Linked DNA regions of Homo sapiens: region 2 is linked to region 1. A link is a loop called in an ENCODE intact Hi-C map of the cell type or tissue named here. Cell type or tissue: psoas muscle. All regions are shown on one strand. Links, peaks and the distances in the headings refer to the core of each region. The heading gives the core; the rest is flanking DNA.

The links. Hi-C counts contacts between places; a loop is a spot of excess contacts. Peaks named below come from ENCODE experiments on the same cell type or tissue, not always from the same donor. Only the 100,000 strongest peaks of a DNase experiment are listed, where the experiment ranks them.
Region 2: a loop joins it to region 1, with 2.2 times the contacts of the local background. A loop is called at or near these places in 2 of 110 quality-filtered maps.

Annotation. Positions count from the first base shown.
Region 1 is chr11:86,935,239-86,943,589 of GRCh38, forward strand. PRSS23-AS1 (PRSS23 antisense RNA 1) reads right to left here and starts at 3,247. Exons shown (of 4, transcript NR_187135.1): 1 at 3,162-3,247. It also overlaps a transcript of PRSS23 not described here. RefSeq lists an enhancer at 5,171-5,670. In psoas muscle, for the core only: CTCF peaks have their summits at 4,049 (motif pointing right) and 5,512; a DNase peak (open chromatin) is centred at 5,443; H3K4me3 peaks cover 1,607 bases; H3K27ac peaks cover 2,680 bases.
Region 2 is chr11:87,120,300-87,128,650 of GRCh38, forward strand. The region is part of intron 4 of TMEM135 (transmembrane protein 135); the gene reads left to right. Among named protein-coding and RNA genes, the nearest start is that of TMEM135, 87 kb to the left of the region's middle. In psoas muscle, for the core only: no CTCF peak of the experiment used is centred there; no DNase peak of the experiment used is centred there; H3K27ac peaks cover 1,273 bases.

The DNA.
Region 1 (8,351 bases), core at 128-8,127:
GCTAGTTTATTATTTCAACCAATGCTTATTAAACATCCACTTTGTGTCAGGCTTTGTGCAAGAAGCTGGAAATATTTTTAAAGTATAGACACAGTATCTGTTCTCAGGGTCTCAGTGTTTAATGCGGGAAAAGATGCATCATAAGAGAAAAGTGCTGTGGACGGCAAAGGCAAAAACAACTCAGCCCAGGAGCTTATCTTTAGGATTCTTCCCAACCCCAAAAGTCTACGTGTATGGCATTTTTTTGTCTGTTCATTTTGTTTTGGTTGTCTTTTCACATGAATGTTATTTCATTCTTTCTTGACTAGTTGTTTTCAAATCATTGTTGCATTGTTGTCATTATCATCCATTACCAATTACTAAACACATACTGTTACCCCAAATGTTGTAATTACCCCAACTGTTGGTAATTACCCCAATGACTCTAAAAGTTAGACATTATAATCACTATTTTTTATATAATAACACTGAAGCCCAGAGAGGTTAAGTAACTTACCCAAGCTCACATCGCTAGAAAGTTACGGAACTGGGATTGGAGTTGACCCCTGCCAACTCCAAAGTACATGCTCTTTCTACTACTTGGTGCTGCCTTAGGTATATGTAGCCACTTAGGACAAACATCATTTACAGGAGCAGGTGTGATATAAAAATATGAGGCCCTTTGTTCAAATATTATTGAAAATTTCAAGATAGCAACAGCAAAGCATTAAACAAAGCACAAGGCCTGTCTAAGCACAGGGCTCTGAATGACTGCCCATGTTGCAAACCCAGGAATCCAGCCCTGCCAGCCACAATTCAGTTTGCAATGGCATCTCCCACTGAAGCAGAAAAGCTTCATAGCAATTTGCAGGCCCAGATCACACTCGCAGAATGTTTCAGTGATCATGCTTCACATGTAGGATTTCTGGCACTACCCAGAGGGTTCATTGTGAACCACCTGGCAGGACTTGGGGGCTCTGTGTGGTGGCTTTTTCAGAGTAGCCCTGGCACCTAACCTAAAGAATATTAATATCATTTCTGGTAATGCCAATTACTTTATTTTTTTTTGAGATGGAGTTTTGCTCTTGTTGCCAGGCTAGAGTGCAATGGCACAATCTCAGCTCACCACAACCTCTGCCTCCCAGGTTCAAGTGATTCTCCTGCCTCAGCCTCCCGAGTAGCTGGGATTACAGGCATGTGACACCACACCTGGCTAATTTTGTATTTTTGGTAGAGACAAGGTTTCTCCATGTTGGTCAGGCTGGTCTCGAACTCCCGACCTCAGGTGATCCGACCACCTCGACCTCCCAAAGTGCTGGGATTACAGGCGTGAACCACAGCGCCCGGCCAGCCAATTACTTTTTTTAATGTGGGGAAAGGTATATAATCTTGCTGAAAGAGTTTTGCTCCGTGTGATGGTTCATACCTGTAATCCCAGTATTTTGGGAGGCTGAGGCAGGAGGATGGCTTGAGCCCAAGAGTTTGAGACCAGCCTGGGAAACAGAGACCCCTGTCTCTACAAAAAATACAAAAAATTAGCCAGGCATGGTGGTATGTACCTGTAGTAGGAGGCTGAGCTGGGAGGATCACTTGAGCCTGGGAGGTTGAGGCCACAGTAAGCCATGATCATGCCACTGCACTCCAGCCTGGGTGACAGAGTAAAGAAAAAAAAAAAAAAAGAGTTCTGGTCATACCCTTACACCCTTACTCTTACATTTAGAACATTTAGAACATTAATGCTGCATAAATGGAACATGTCCAAAAGCCTCTTAGGATGCAAGCCTCTTTTGAAATTGCAAACTGGGACCAGTACATGTGCCCTAATAGAGGGCAGTAGGAAAAAAAGCAAGAGCTTTGCAGCTGCTGGATTACGAACCTCTCTACTGAGGCACTAACTCCTATTAAGGTGTTAGCTCCTACTGACCCAGCAGAGGCTGAGTAAAGATTGTCATTTTGGTCAATGATTCTTAATCAGTGGTATTTAATCTTTTGAGATCACAGACCCCTTCTTTGAAAAGTATGAACCATCTCCCCAGAAAAAAGACAGGTGTATGTAAAATATTCTTGCATTCAATTGTAGACTCTCTGCCTTAGCCCTAGATTTTTTAAAACCATATTTTAAAGCATGGCTCCCCTAATTATAGAATTGTCAGAGGCGTCTGAACCAGAGCAACTCCATCTTGAGTAGGGGCTGGGTAAAATAAGGCTGAGACCTACTGGGCTGCATTCCCAGACGGTTAGGCATTCTAAGTCACAGGATGAGATAGGAGGTCAGCCAAGATACAGGTCATCAAGACCTTGCTGATAAAATAGGTTGCAGTAAAGAAGCCAGCTGAAGCCCACCAAAACCAAGATGGCCATGAGAGTGACCTCTGGTTGTCCTCACTGCTACACTCCCACCAGCACCATGACAGTTTACAGATGCCATGGCAATGTCAGGAAGTTACCCTATATGGTCTAAAAGGGGAGGCATGAATAATCCACCCCTTGTTTAGCATATAATCAAGAAATAACCATAAAAATAGGCAACCAGAAGCCTTCTGTCAGTGGAGTAGCCATTCTTTTATTCCTTTACTTTCTTAATAAACTTGCTTTCACTTTATGGACTCGCCTTTAATTCTTTCTTGCGTGAGATCCAGTAACCCTCTTTTGGGGTCTGGATCCGGACCCCTTTCTGGTAACAGAATCTTCCAGTGTTAGAACTAGACACAAACTTAGAGATGATTTTTGTGAAAGCACCTTATTCCTAGTGGTGTGAAAGCTGAGGTCATTTGGGATAATAAATGGTTCTGCACATTTTCAAAGAGCTAACCCTCATTGTCAACACTACCTTGAACTAGTTGCCCCACTCCTAATTTGCTCCTGTCAAAACACTGCAGCCAAATGCAACAATCCAGTGCCACAAATGGCTGCTGCCAGGATGTCAGTGAACATTTGTCGAGCACCCGAACCAGCATTGGGCGCAAGAACAGCTCTTGCCCTTGAGAAGCTCAAACACATCTAGAGGAGAAACAAACAAGAACAATATAATGTAATATAACACATGCAATTACAGATGTTTGAACTAGGTTCAGAGGTGCCCTAAAGGAAGGTGCTACAGGCTCTGCTTGATTGGATCATGCGAGGCTCCCAGAAGAGGAAACGTGTATGCAGGGACTTGAAGAAGAAGAGGAAACACTTACTCAGGGACTTGAAGAATGAGCAGAAGGGCCACGGAGTGAAAGAGCCTCCTGGCTCAGGAGTCCAGCATGCAGGAGCAGAGAACACTGAAACAGCCTGAGAACAGGAGGAGCTGGAAGTGGCTGGGATTGGCTAGAGCATAGGGTGTGTCTGAGGAAGAGGAATGATGTGGCTGGAAGAGAGGGGAAGAGCCAGACCTGAGGGTCTTGGATATCACTCTGAGGGGTTTGGACATAAAGAAGAATATCAGCCGATGTGATGGATTAAGGAGCTCCTTCCTGGGGGTGGTGCAAGGAGGCCAGATAGTCATCTGTCCTGGATGGCCTTCCGAGGGGCTGGGGGTAGGGGTGGGGTGGGGCTGGAGTGAGGGCAGCCTCTCTGAGATCCCTATCACCTCTCTCTTTAAAAATCAGCCACTGCCAAACACTAGAGAACCTAAGAAGGCCCCTGTAAAGCAGAAACGACAGGCAGTCAGCCTAGAGTACACCTTTAAAAAGTCAGTAAGACATATACACCAGAAAAGGACCATGCTTCTCCATTAAAAGATAGCCAAATGGGAGGAGGCCTTCTCAAAAATATAGGGAAATTTCTCACTTGATGTATTGATGTTTTTCCTCTGCAGAGCTTCACATTTTTCATCCATTCTTAAAATTGAGCCAGTTTAGCCCTAGGAGGTGGGCAGGCTCTGAGGAATCATCAATCAAGAGAAGAGAACATCGCCAGAAACACGTAAGGGAAACGTTTCCATGTCACTACTTCTCAGGATTCCTGGGCATTAAGGGTACTTAAGAAGTGCTTGTAAGGAGTGTGTTTTCTCCCAAGCAAACACATAAACAAAAAATTCTAATTACAGGGACACTGCATTGAGTCTGTCCTAAAGTTGTTCTGCCTGTATTCACCACTAGGTGTCATTAGAGCCCTCTTTTAAAAGAAACAAAGCTTCAAAAAACACTGACCTCAGGAGAATAATTTTTCCAGTGTTCCTATTTCTCAGTTAAAAAAAAAAATATATATATATATATATATATATTTTTTAACATGAGTAAAAATTGCAAATGTTCAGGACTTAGCTCTTGAATGGCTACTAAAGATTATAATTCCTCAGACTACCTGCAAATATCATGAGTCTTACAGAATCACAATACATTTTTATTGAAATATCCATGGTAAATATACATCTTACAGGAAATTCCATTGCGTTTACACTATTTATTTAATAGAAATAATCTCTGGGATTATTTGCATTTATTTCTGAAGGAGGATGTTTTTCCTTCCTGAGAATAAGTTCAGGAAATGGGTGAAATGTTCAGGAAGTTAGCTAAATGCTGATGTAAATCCAAAAGGAAGGTCTGTTGTTGTTTCTTTCTTTTTTTTTTTTTAAAGGGGTGGGTGGGGGGGACACACAAAAATGCTAGGAAGTGGTTCTCTCATTCACTTATGGAAAAATGTTATACTGAATTTCTGATTTAAAAGGAAGAGGATTAGAAAAAAATGTGGGCCCATGATATGGTTTTCTGTAGATCTGGTTAGGCAATTCACAGTAGTTAGCAAAGAAAACTGTGTCAAGAAACAAAATCTACATGGGAGACATGACTTGGATTCAGTTTGTCCTAAATTAAACCTTTACTATGAAATTTGAATCGGCTACTCTAAGAAATAAGTCGTGTTAGAAAACTCTGAGTCCCGAAGAGCTGGTGGGGCCCCTTAGCACTACATAAACAACTAAATGCTACCCTCTCCTCCCAAGGACCCTGTCCCCTCCACTAACAGTGTCATGCTGACCCTCGGACTGCAAGGGGGAGTCTGAATGCAGTGAAACTCAAGATCTCCAGGGCTACTTGGTCAGTGTTGCAAGCTGCCGTGGCCTCTGGCGTTATTTATCTTTAGTTTGCAACGTAGGGGTGTGCTGTATCGGGTGTGCAGAGCAAACAGAAACTCCTTGCCTCTGAAACACTGGCATTTTAGAAAGCAAAGATTCGGCTCATTGACCAGAGCTACAGAGGACACAATTTGTTGTGGCTTCTCTGAAAATCACCCCCTCCTTTCCATCTCTCTGCTACCACCTTCATTCAGGCCTTCATGGTTTCTCATCCAAACCGGTCTTCCTGTCTCCTGCTTGCCTTCTTCCCAGCCCACAGTCCACACGGCAGACAGAGCAAGCTATGTAAAAACACCAACAGGGACATGAACCTTCCTTGCTTTCAAACTTTTGCCGACTCCCCTGTGCTGAGCGCAGGAGAGAATACGGCCTCCAAGGCCTTTCATAACTTGGCCTCAGCCCACCTTCCCTCCCACTCCAAGAATCTCAGGCTCCAGTTACACTGAGCCACTCACTGCCCTACACCTCCTGCAGGCAACTCTCTGCCAAGTTTATTCACACATTTATCCTTTTCACTCTGGATACATGAGGAGGACTGACCATGTACTGTACTTCTTTTAACTTCTATAGAGCAATCTCTTTGTATTTATACAATTATGACAACAGTAGTAAGAGAAGAAGGTTCAGAGGATACAAGGTAACACACCTACATAAACGACCTACTGGGTACAAATATTGTAAATCAACATAGGCCTAGAAAAGGTGGTCAGATGCTGAATTTTGACTAAATACCTCCGATGGCACATAATGAGTAAGTTTCAATTTTTATATTTTACATTCTGAATTCTGGGGGTGGTTTTGATGGGCAGACCAAGTTTTAAATGAGTTATGGTCTTTGGGATCCTCACTTCTCTCTTTTTCTTCTTCCCTCCACCTTCCCTACATATTTACATCAGCAGATGTGTCCTTTGAGGGGTCAAATGGTGAGACGACAGCAGTTTAGGAACTGTTTGCCCATTACACTGGGTACTCAGAAACTGTTCTATTCAAGCTAAACCACAAGACCTATGGACTTAGGAAGAAATTACATAGTAAGTGTGATAGGACTAGTAGCATTGATCCTTTGTGGGAAGGAGGGTAGAGGGAGGCACGTAGTGTGCTGCAGCGAACTTCTAGAGGGAAAGGTTATGTCTTATTTATCTGTGTCCCCTACGGTGCCTTCCCAGGACAGTGGCTGGCACACGATGGACCCTCATTTCAGCTATTCAACAAATATTTACTAAGCAGTAGAGGATTTGTTTTTCCACATTTAGAGTTTTAAGCTTGTTAATAGCAGCTGAATTCTTTCTCTGTTTTGTCATCTGCACTTTTGGACTCCAAGTTGGACTTCGTATTTCCTAGTTTTTAAAAATCACTCCCTTTCCCTTCCCTAGCCCATTCCAGTGTTCTATATACAGTAGACTTTCAGCAAATATTTAAAAGAGACAACTTACAATAGGCAACACAGTGGGGTAGTCGATCATTCCCTAACCTATCTTTGAGGCTGGAGAATTTTCTTGGGGGCTAGTGCCCTAGTATCTTCCCAGAAAGTCCTGCCAACCTGATGGCTCTTGTTGTCACCTTTGGTTTCCTTCCTATGGTGGCCATGTTTGTCATCAAAGCCCTTCAGTTTCTCCATCTAACAAGGTTAAAACCCTCCCTTCCTCCCCTCCTTCCTTACTCCATTTCTTCTTTCCTCCCTGCCTTCCTTCCTTATACATATATTTTGAAACTTGTGCCCTGTGCCAGGCAGTGTGCCAAGCTCTGACGGTACATAAATAGACAACTTTAGGTGCTCAAAGTCATGCTCAGGGAGCTCAGTTTAGTAAGAAATGGATGCATGCACAGATCATTGCAATCAGTGCAAGGAAGGCTCCCAGAGTTGAATGCACAGAGGCTTAAACCTACCTATCAATAAAAGGAAAGGGAAGCAGGAAGTGGCAAGCAGGAGGATCGGGGATGTCTTCCCAGGAAAGATGACCCAAGGCTTTAAAAAGGACAGACATAACCTAGTTGAAGAAAGATGGAAAGGACATTCCAGGCAAAAGGAAACAACGCATATGCAAAGGCAAAGGGGTGAGAGGAACATGATGAAACCAGGACAGGATTTTCTGTGACTTATCTATTCCATCTCATTGCTTTATATTCCACCCATTTACCTCATATCAAGTGGAATGATGCAACCCCAGGCATTTCAGGAAATTTACATAACCAATCATTTAATCTCTTAAAGAGAAAGGCATTGATAATGCAGGCTTTCCATGAGATTAAGCACGTTCTTGAGTGAAAATAGAATTGGGTGCTTATAGGAAACCAGGTGGAAAGCTGATGAAAATCAGGCAGTGGATGGAAAATGCAATACATTTGATTTTCTATTCTCTTTCCCTGGGAATTTGAGAAGTTGGAATCCTTTGCCATGAGGGTAAATAAATCTATGGGCCCTCTTAGCCTAAAGATGAAATGACTGAAGGAAAAAAACAGGGTAATTCTAAGAATTTCATGTGAGGCCAAGGTCCATTTTGAAACCCTTTTGAACTAAACTTTTGCAGGTCCAACACATCTTCAAGATATTTAGTGGGATCCTCCCAGTCCTACGGTACCAGCTTGCATTGTGAAGGAAAATGAAGGACAGAATAAAGCCCTTCTCCCAGTCTGGTTTATTTCTGTACACAGAACCTCTGAAAACAGGAGGCCAAGGCTGACCTCTTTAGTCAAGAGTCAGCTCAACTTTAAAATTATAATTGCATGTGAAAGCTAAAATGGGAAAGAGAAAAAATCAGTTCTCAGGACCGAAATGCTAAAAACCCTTGGGTCACATTCCAGTTAGGGTCCTGGCCGTGCACACAGAGCTCCCATTGGGGGAAGGTGGGCAAGAGACCAGCCAAGACCAATTCAAACTATAGGGTGTTGGGGATCATGGCATTTATTCTAGAAGTGTCCAGTTTACAGATAAAGGAATGTACTATAGTGATAATGCTATATAATCTTTTAAAAAATAGAAGCTTATGGTCAGATCTCATTATTGAGAAAGGTGCCAAAGAATCTACCCACTCCAAGTGAACTATTTGCAGTAAAGAAATCAGAGGAGGCTGGGTGCGGTGGCTTACGCCTGTAATCCCAGCACTTTGGGAGGCTGAGGCGGGAGGATCGCCTGAGGTCAGGAGTTCAAGACCAGCCTGGCCAACATGGTGAAACCCCATCTCCACAAACATACAAAAATTAGTCAGGCATGATGGCAGGTGCCTGTAATCCCAGCTACTCAGGAGGCTGAGGAAGGAGAATCACTTGAACCAGGGAGGCGGAGGTTGCAGTGAGCCGAGATCAAGTCATTGCA
Region 2 (8,351 bases), core at 21-8,020, 180 kb after region 1:
CTCACTGTGTTGCCTAGGGTGGTCTTGAACTCCTGGACTTAAGTGATTCTCTCACTTTGGCCTCTCAAAACTCTGGGATTTAACAGTCATGAACCACTGTTCTGGACTACTTTTTAGTCGTATCATGGGGATATATTACTTGTATAATAAAATATAGCATGAGATGAAATTTCTTTTTTTTTTTTTTTTTGAGACAGAGTTTCGCTCTGTCACCCAGGCTGGATTGCAGTGGTATGATCTCGGCTCACTGCAACCTCCACCTCCCTGGTTCAAGCGATTCTCCTGCCTCAGCCTCGTAGTTGGGACTACAAGCATGTGCCACCGTGCCCAGATAATTTTTGTATTTTTGGTAGAGACAGGGCTTCACCGTGTTGGCCAGGATGGTCTCGATCTCCTGACCTCATGATCCACCTGCCTCGGCCTCCCAAAGTGCTGGGATTACAAACGGGAATTTCATTAATTTCTAAATTTTGTTTGAACTAAAATATTAATTATAATCGTTTAAAGCACTTCAGTGTATTGTGAAAGCTAATTTCTAAGAGTGAAAATACATGATCTAGAACTTTGTTATCTTGAATTAAATTTTCAAGATAATGTTAATTCATTTACCCAGCAAATTTTGACTCTTCATATGTTTTGTACATTGAATTAAGTGTTGGGGAAACAATGATGAATTGAGAAGCTCAAGGTTTAGTGAGATGTAGGTACCATTCAATATGTACATTACTGTATGATATGGTAAATATTGTTTCAGCAAAGTGGAAGAAGGGGCAGAACAACTGCCAGAAATTGTAGGGAAAGATTTTCTGTGGAGTCTGCATTCTTGAAGGATGAGCAAGAATTTTCTGGATAGGTAAACAAAGCAAAGAGAATTCTCACCTGAGGGAGCGTTGTGTGCACAGGGAGTCCTGAGTTGATGGGGCATATTTATTCATCCTTTCTTTGTTCATTTATTTATTCTTTATTCAACTAATATTTATTGTACACCTATGTACCAGTTTGGGTGCTGTGGATAGCATAGTGAACCTGACAGACATAATCCTGTCATAAATTCAGTATAATGTAGAAGAATAAATAATTAAAATTATGATGAGTATTGCAAAAGAGTAAGCATGGGGTGTTACAGGTGTATGTAACAATGTTAAATATAGGAGAAGCTTCTGGAATATTGAGGAGTGGTATGAGATGGGACTGGAAGGAGGGATTTGGTCCAATTTTGAAAGGTATTATATACAGAGCACAGGAGTTTAAATAACATTTTATTAATTTTTAAAAAATTAGCTACAGAAGTTCCACAGGAGATTAAACTTTCTACTTTAGGACAATCATTTTGAATGTACTTTTTTTTTTTTTTTTTTTGAGATGGAGTCTTACCCTATTGCCAAGGCTGGAGTGCAGTGATGCAATCTTGGCTCACTGCAACCTCCACCTCCTGGGTTCAAGTGATTTCCTGCCTCAGCCTCCTGAGTAGCAGGGACTACAGGTACACGCCACCAAGCCTGACTAATTTTTGTATTTTTAGTAGAGACGGGGATTCACCATGTTGGCCAGGGTGGTCTCGAACTCCTGACCTCAGGTGATGCGCTCGCCTAAGCCTCCCAATGTGCTGGGATTATAGGCGTAAGCCACTGCGCCTGGCCTGAATGTCATCTTAAGGGTAGATCATAGTAGGACTAGATTTGATAACTTGGCCAGTTAGGTTCTTATGGTGTTCAATTAGTAAAACATTTTAATTGCTTAGACTTGGCACATCAACAGCGAAGAGAAGATTGGAGGGTGTCAATCTACATCTGAATTTTAAATCATTTTTTTCAATTCCATTTTGTACTATTTTCAGGAGATCTCTGCTAGATATTTTCTGCCTACATTATACATATTAAAGCAAATTAATAGTTTTATTCCACATTCTTCCATTATATCCAGCTTCCCCATAACAATGACTGCTGTCATCTAAGTTATTTCGCAAAGACAACAGACTATTCTTGACTGGCAGGTTTATGTTTTGCTAGGTTTTTTTTTTTTTTTTTTTGTCAAATCCTGATTTATTTTAAAACTTTAAATATTTTAAAACTTTAAATTTGTCATCATAAAATCATAAAAATCTCCAGAGTTTTTGTTCATTTATCATTTAGTTTTTATATTTATTTATTTATTTATTTATTTATTATTTATTTTTTTTGAGATGGAGTCTTGCTCTGTTGCCCAGGCTGGAGTGCAGTGTCATAATCTCGGCTCACTGCAACCACCACTTTCCAGGTTCAAGTGATTCTCCTGCCTCAGCCTCCCAAGTAGCTGGGATTATAGGTGCTTGCCACCATGCCTAGCTAATGTCTGTATTTTTAGTAGAGACGGGGTTTCGCCATGTTGGCCAGGCTGATCTCAAACTTCTGACCTCAGGTGACCCACCCGCCTTGGCCTCCCAAAGTGCTGGGATTACAGGCGTGAGCCACCGCGCCTGGCCAGATCATTTAGTTTTTAAATCTATCCGGCTATTACTTGGTCAGATCTCATCAGTACTATGCAGTACTCATCAGTACTCAGTACTGCACCTGAACCCTCTCTCAGGTATTAATTCCTCCCTTAAACATTAATGCTGAAGTCCAGAAGTTGAGTAACTTTTTCTATTTAGAGCTTCACAGTAAATTTTGCCAGCTTTGTGGGTCATATGGTCCCCTGTGGCAACTATTTAACTTTGCCAGCGTAGAATGAAAACATACATAGACAATGTGTAAACAAATGAATGTGTCTGTGTTCCAATAAAACTTTATTTATGGATGCTGAAATTTGGTATCATATTATTTTCACATGTCAACAAATATCATTCTTTTGTTCTCTTAAAACTGTTTATGTTAGTCTTCTAGGGCTGCTGTAACAAATTATCACAAACGTGGTGGCTTTCGGCAACAGAAATTTATTCTCTCTCAGTTCAGAGGCTAGAAACCTGAAAGCAAGGTGTTGGCAGAGCTATGCTCCTGAAGTTTCTAGGGAAGAATCCTTTCCTTGCCTCTTTGAGCTTCTGGTAGATCCTGGGAATCCTTGGTGTTCCTTGGTTTATAGCCGCATCATTCTAATCTTTACCTCTGTCATCACATGGCCTTCTTCTCTCTCTGTCTGTGTGATTTTGTATTTGGATTCCCTCTTCTTTCTCTTATAAAGACACCTGTCATTGGATTTGGTGCTTCCTCTAATACAGTATGACTTTACATTAGCTTGATTACATCTGCAAAGACCCTATTTCCAAATAAGGTCACTTTCACAAGAACCAACATACAATTTATCATTTGTGGGGACAATATTCAACCCACTACACTATTAAAAAATAGAAAAATAATTGTTATTTTGTGGGCCATACAAAACAGGTGGTGGGGTGGATTTAGCCATGTGCTCTATTTGCTTATTCCTGCTCTAGCCAGAGTTGCCTTTTTATTTATTCTCTCAATAGATGCCTTATTCTTACTGGGAAACAAGTTGAGAATTAACATTTATTGAGCCCCTACCATCTTCCAGACATTTTGCTGGGTTTATTGACATCTTTTCTCTTGTTTATTCTTCAAACAATCCTATAAAGCACATATTATCAGTAGCTCATGAAACAAGCTGAAAACATTATTAAATTTACTTGCTCAAGCTTACATAATATAGCTAAGAAACAGTGACTCTAAGATTTGAATCTGCACCTGAAACTAAGTGATGATAATGTTTTTCTCTTTCTACTCTATCACTGTAGTTTCTCTGTGTGTAATGACTTAACATTGCTCCTTGCAATAGGTCTATAATCCTTAATCTCTTGTTTTAGCCCTTCATTAGGATGATTTCACATGAGCAATGTTTCACGTCTAATTTAGTTGCTTTGGCTTTATAAACAGAAACCAATTTGGTTGGCTTAAGATAAAAAAATAGGAATTAAGGGGAAGGACAGTTTGATGGCTCAGAATTGAAAGAAGTTCTAAAGAGTCGAGTCTCAGGAAAAAATGGAACTAGGGCATCTACGGGAACTTAGCAGCAGGACCTTTTATATGACACTGCCATTAAAGTGACTCAGCTCTAACATTCCCCTCCTTCCACCTTGCCTTTAACCTCAAATTTTAATTCTTTAGAGGGAGAATCTGTTTGGCTTATTTAGGTATAATCTTGTGCTGGATCAAACTACCTTAGCAGGTGGGAGGCCGCAGGGGAAGGGGGCATGGCTCAAATGTGACCTGTGTAGCATTCTTCCTGAATTAAAGCATAACTCAGTTTTTTTTCAATGACATTTTTTGAGTCAAGTGACATTCATGAGGCTTCTCTGTGTCATAAAGGGTCGTGTGGAATAATCTTCATTTAATACGTATGTGTTGATATATCCTGATATGTACCAATGACAGTGATAAATCTGAATTTGGAAATCTTTCCTCTATGTTAGGTTATATTCTCTTCTGTTCTTCCATAGCTGTTAGTTCATTATTCTGTAGTAGTAATTTTCCTTCCTTTCTCCTCCTTCCCTTCATTTATCCCTTCCTCCCTCCTTTTTCCCCTCTATGCCTTCCTCTCTTACTTCTGTTCTTCTCTCATTACACTGATAAGCTTTTCCAGAGCTGGGATTTTATTTAGTCATATTTATCTTTTAATGCTTGAAACAGAAAATGCTGTTAGGGTAAATACTAATTTTGTTTCCTTGCTTTAGTTGCTACTTCTCTTACTTCACAAATACTGAGTAATTGCTCTGTGTCTGGTATTGTTTTGAGGCCAGGGCACGAATGAGGCTCTGTACTTGACTTGACTCGTTAGAACTTCTTTCAATTCTCTGAGCCATCAAAGTGTCCTTCCCTTTAATTCCTATTTTTATCTCAAGCTAACCAAATTGATTTCTGTTTATAAAGCCAAAGCAACTAAATTAGGTATGAAACACATACATGTGTGTTGTGTTTGAGGCCAGGGCACAGATAGCCAATGCGCTGTCTTTGTAGACCTTACATAATAGAGGGAAAGTGGGACAATAATCCAATAAGTAAATAAATTAAAATTGTAAATGTCAGAGGTGGAAGTGCTAGGTAGAAAATAAGCAGGGTAAGAGTAGTTGTGGGGGAGTAGAGGTGCTTTTGGTCTGGAAAGGCCTCTCTGGAGAGATGACATTGAGTACACTCCGAATGATGTAAAGGAGCTGTTAATACATCTTGAGAAAATCTTATGCAAGAGTGTAATGAATAATAAGTAAACAGGTCCCAAGATGACAACAAGTTTGATTCATTTGATTTATAGCTAAGGAGTCTGTTATGTCTGGACAGAATGGTATGAAATGAGGTTGGAAAGATAGACAAAAGCAGATTATATTTAGGATATTGTAGGCTGTGGTAAAGAGTTCGGACTTTAAGTGTAATAGAAAACCATTGGAGACTTTTAAAAAGCAAAAAGTGATGTGATAGGATTTGCATTTTTAAAACTGTTACTCCAGCTGATTTGGGAAGAAGTAATTGTAAAGGGGATGGACAGCAGTTTTAGAAGATGGGGGTCAGTTCTCAGACTACTGCATCAAATTATAAGAGCTCTAGAAAATTTACATACAAATGTTTTACAAAATTCATTTAAACAATCTTTACAGATAATTTACTTAAATGAAGATAAATTCTGTTTAACTCCTAAAATTTATACTGATTTTACTGTTTTAACAAAGCAAATTTCGTACTCATTACCTGGAACATATACCTTTTATTTCCCTGCCATTCTCACTCACCCCTTCTTGTTTGTTTTCAACAGTGATATCAAGGAACAATATTTTATTGTATTGGGATCTGCTTTATGGCCAGGCTGGTCTTGAATTCCTGACCTCAAGTGGTCCACCCGCTTTGGCCTCCCAAAGTGTTGGGTTATGGGCTTGAGCCACTATGCCCGGCCTACAATACCTGTATTTTAATTCACAAAATCAACATAAATCTTTATTGATCATTTTGAAAAATAATTATAATAATATTTATCAGTAGGCTCTTAAAACTTAATTTTTGTGGCTGTCTCTTTAGAAGTTCATACTATTATGCCTGTGTGCATAAATGTATATTTATATGTATAAAATAGTGTCAAAAACATTTATATTAAAATTACTTCACTTTTATCAAATATTTTATAATTTCATTAAACATTTACTAATAATTATTCATCCTTTCAATAAAAAAGTTTAAAAATGACTATAATTGAAACAATTACATTAACTTTCTAGCAAAAAATTTAGTATACTGTGTTCTTTTTTTTGGAAGGAAATTTAGTTCTCGCTAAAAATGTATACATTTAAAAGTGCTAAGGGTTTTGTTTTGCTTTGCTTTTTAAAATATATATATATACTATATGTACATACTTGCAGGAGAAAAGGACTCATTGTATGGTTAGAATGTGATGGTTTTAAAAAAACATGGTTTTCATTTTTTGTGTTAAAAATTGTTAGTAAAGTCCCCATGAAGTATAGCAAATGCTATAGAAATACTAGAAGGAAGCATTACCTTTAATGAAGGCTGGTTTTAATTACTAAGTAGGTGTATGTACTGTATGTGTTTATAAAATTTATGTTTGGATTCTGAATTCTTATTAGAGTAATTTATGATGGAATTAAAAGTCAAAAGCAGGGGTAAACTAGTACAGGAAATGGTGAGAAATTGTGGAATTAGGGGGAATGATTAAGAATTGGAATCTGTTACATCCTTTTCAAGAATACATATATAAGTGTAGATAAAAAAGTCTGAGCTCATTTATGGTATATTTATTAACAGCCCTAGCCTGGTAAAAAACAACATTGATTTGAACAGTTTTGGATATTTTCCAGCTCCTGTTTACTTTGTTAAAACCATAAAAAAAGTAATCTGGTTCCTTTTGACTTAAATAAGACAAAGAATTCAATACCGAGGCCCTGTTTATAGGTTGTTAAACATTTCACTTTGGTGTCTGAGGATAATGTTTAGCATTGTGTTCAATTAGTGTGAACTAATCTAAGTTGAAGTGTCAGATTCCTAAACGTCTTACTTCAATTAATACAAAATACTAAGGGCTCCATTCATTCCAAATTATTGCTCCATGGGTGCCAGCCACACAGTCTCCATGGCAGGCCTTTCTGTGGGCTAATCAAGATTCATGGCCTCCAGGTTTTGTGGCACTGGCGTTTTAGTATCTGGAACGTCACTTTTTCTTTTTGTGAGCTTCTCTGTTTTGATCCCAGGTTCTTTCTCCCATTCTAAGTTATGTGTGGAATTGAACTTGTATGATACTCTGATGTAGTTAGAAGTGAGTATAATTTGGTATAGTATACTGGAAATCTATTAAATTATATAAATTCAAACAAAACTATATGCCAATTTAGGATGTTAGTCTTCAGTAGACTAAGTTTCTGTAAGAGGCCAGTTAAAGACAACAGCAAGTTTGTTTCTTCCTACCTACCAGTGTTAGGGCTAGGTGTTGATTAAGTGGTGAAGTAGGCACATTTTTTGTTTGGTGCTTTGGCACCTTTTTCAGCATGTCTGTTCCTAGTTTTGTTTTTATTATTTTTTTCAGTTGCTTATCTTTTTAAGTTTCTTGTGTCCATTGATATTTGTAACTTAATGTAAATATTTGTTATTGAATGAAAAAAAATGCTGAATGTCCAGCAGAATACAATAATGTACATGTGGTTTCAGGCTCTGTGAGAAGAAATATCTGCTTTGGAGGTGGGAGGAACTTTGAACATCTCTTAAATTCAAATAGGCAAATAAGTGTTCTATCTCATCATGCTTGATCTAGAATCTTACTTTGGCTTTTTTTGGTCCAACTCTAGTTATTCTCTGAAGTGGTTACACGGATAATAGAGACATTGCTATAGATAATAGTGGTATGGTCTAGTAAAACACTTGGTTTCTAACCTTAATTTTCTGTTAAGGATTTTAGAGCTGGAAAACAAAACTACAGCCCTTCTATACCTTGATGACCCCCTTTTTCCTAGTCTTAATTGTGCCTGTATATGCATGTATGTTAGCATGTATGATTGTATGCATTTGCGTATACATGTTTACGTATTTGCTTCAAATCTCTTACTGCTTTGTATTCCTTTGACTCCAGATCTTTGCTCTAGCTGTTTCAACCTTCTGCGTGTTCTTTTTTTTCTTGCAGATTTCTGATACTTGTAATAAGAGAATCTCTACAAGACTAAGTGTTGATTCTCTTCCTACTAAGAGAAGTTTCAGGAAATGCTTTTGATTACTGAGTTACTGCTATATGTATGGTACCATTAAGCAGGTAGTCAGTAAATATTTGTTGAACAAATAATTATGCTTTGATGTATGTTTAGATACCTTCAGGATACTTGATGAACTGTTTTGTTAACTCTAAGAAAAATACTAGTAGGAAATGAACTCTTATCT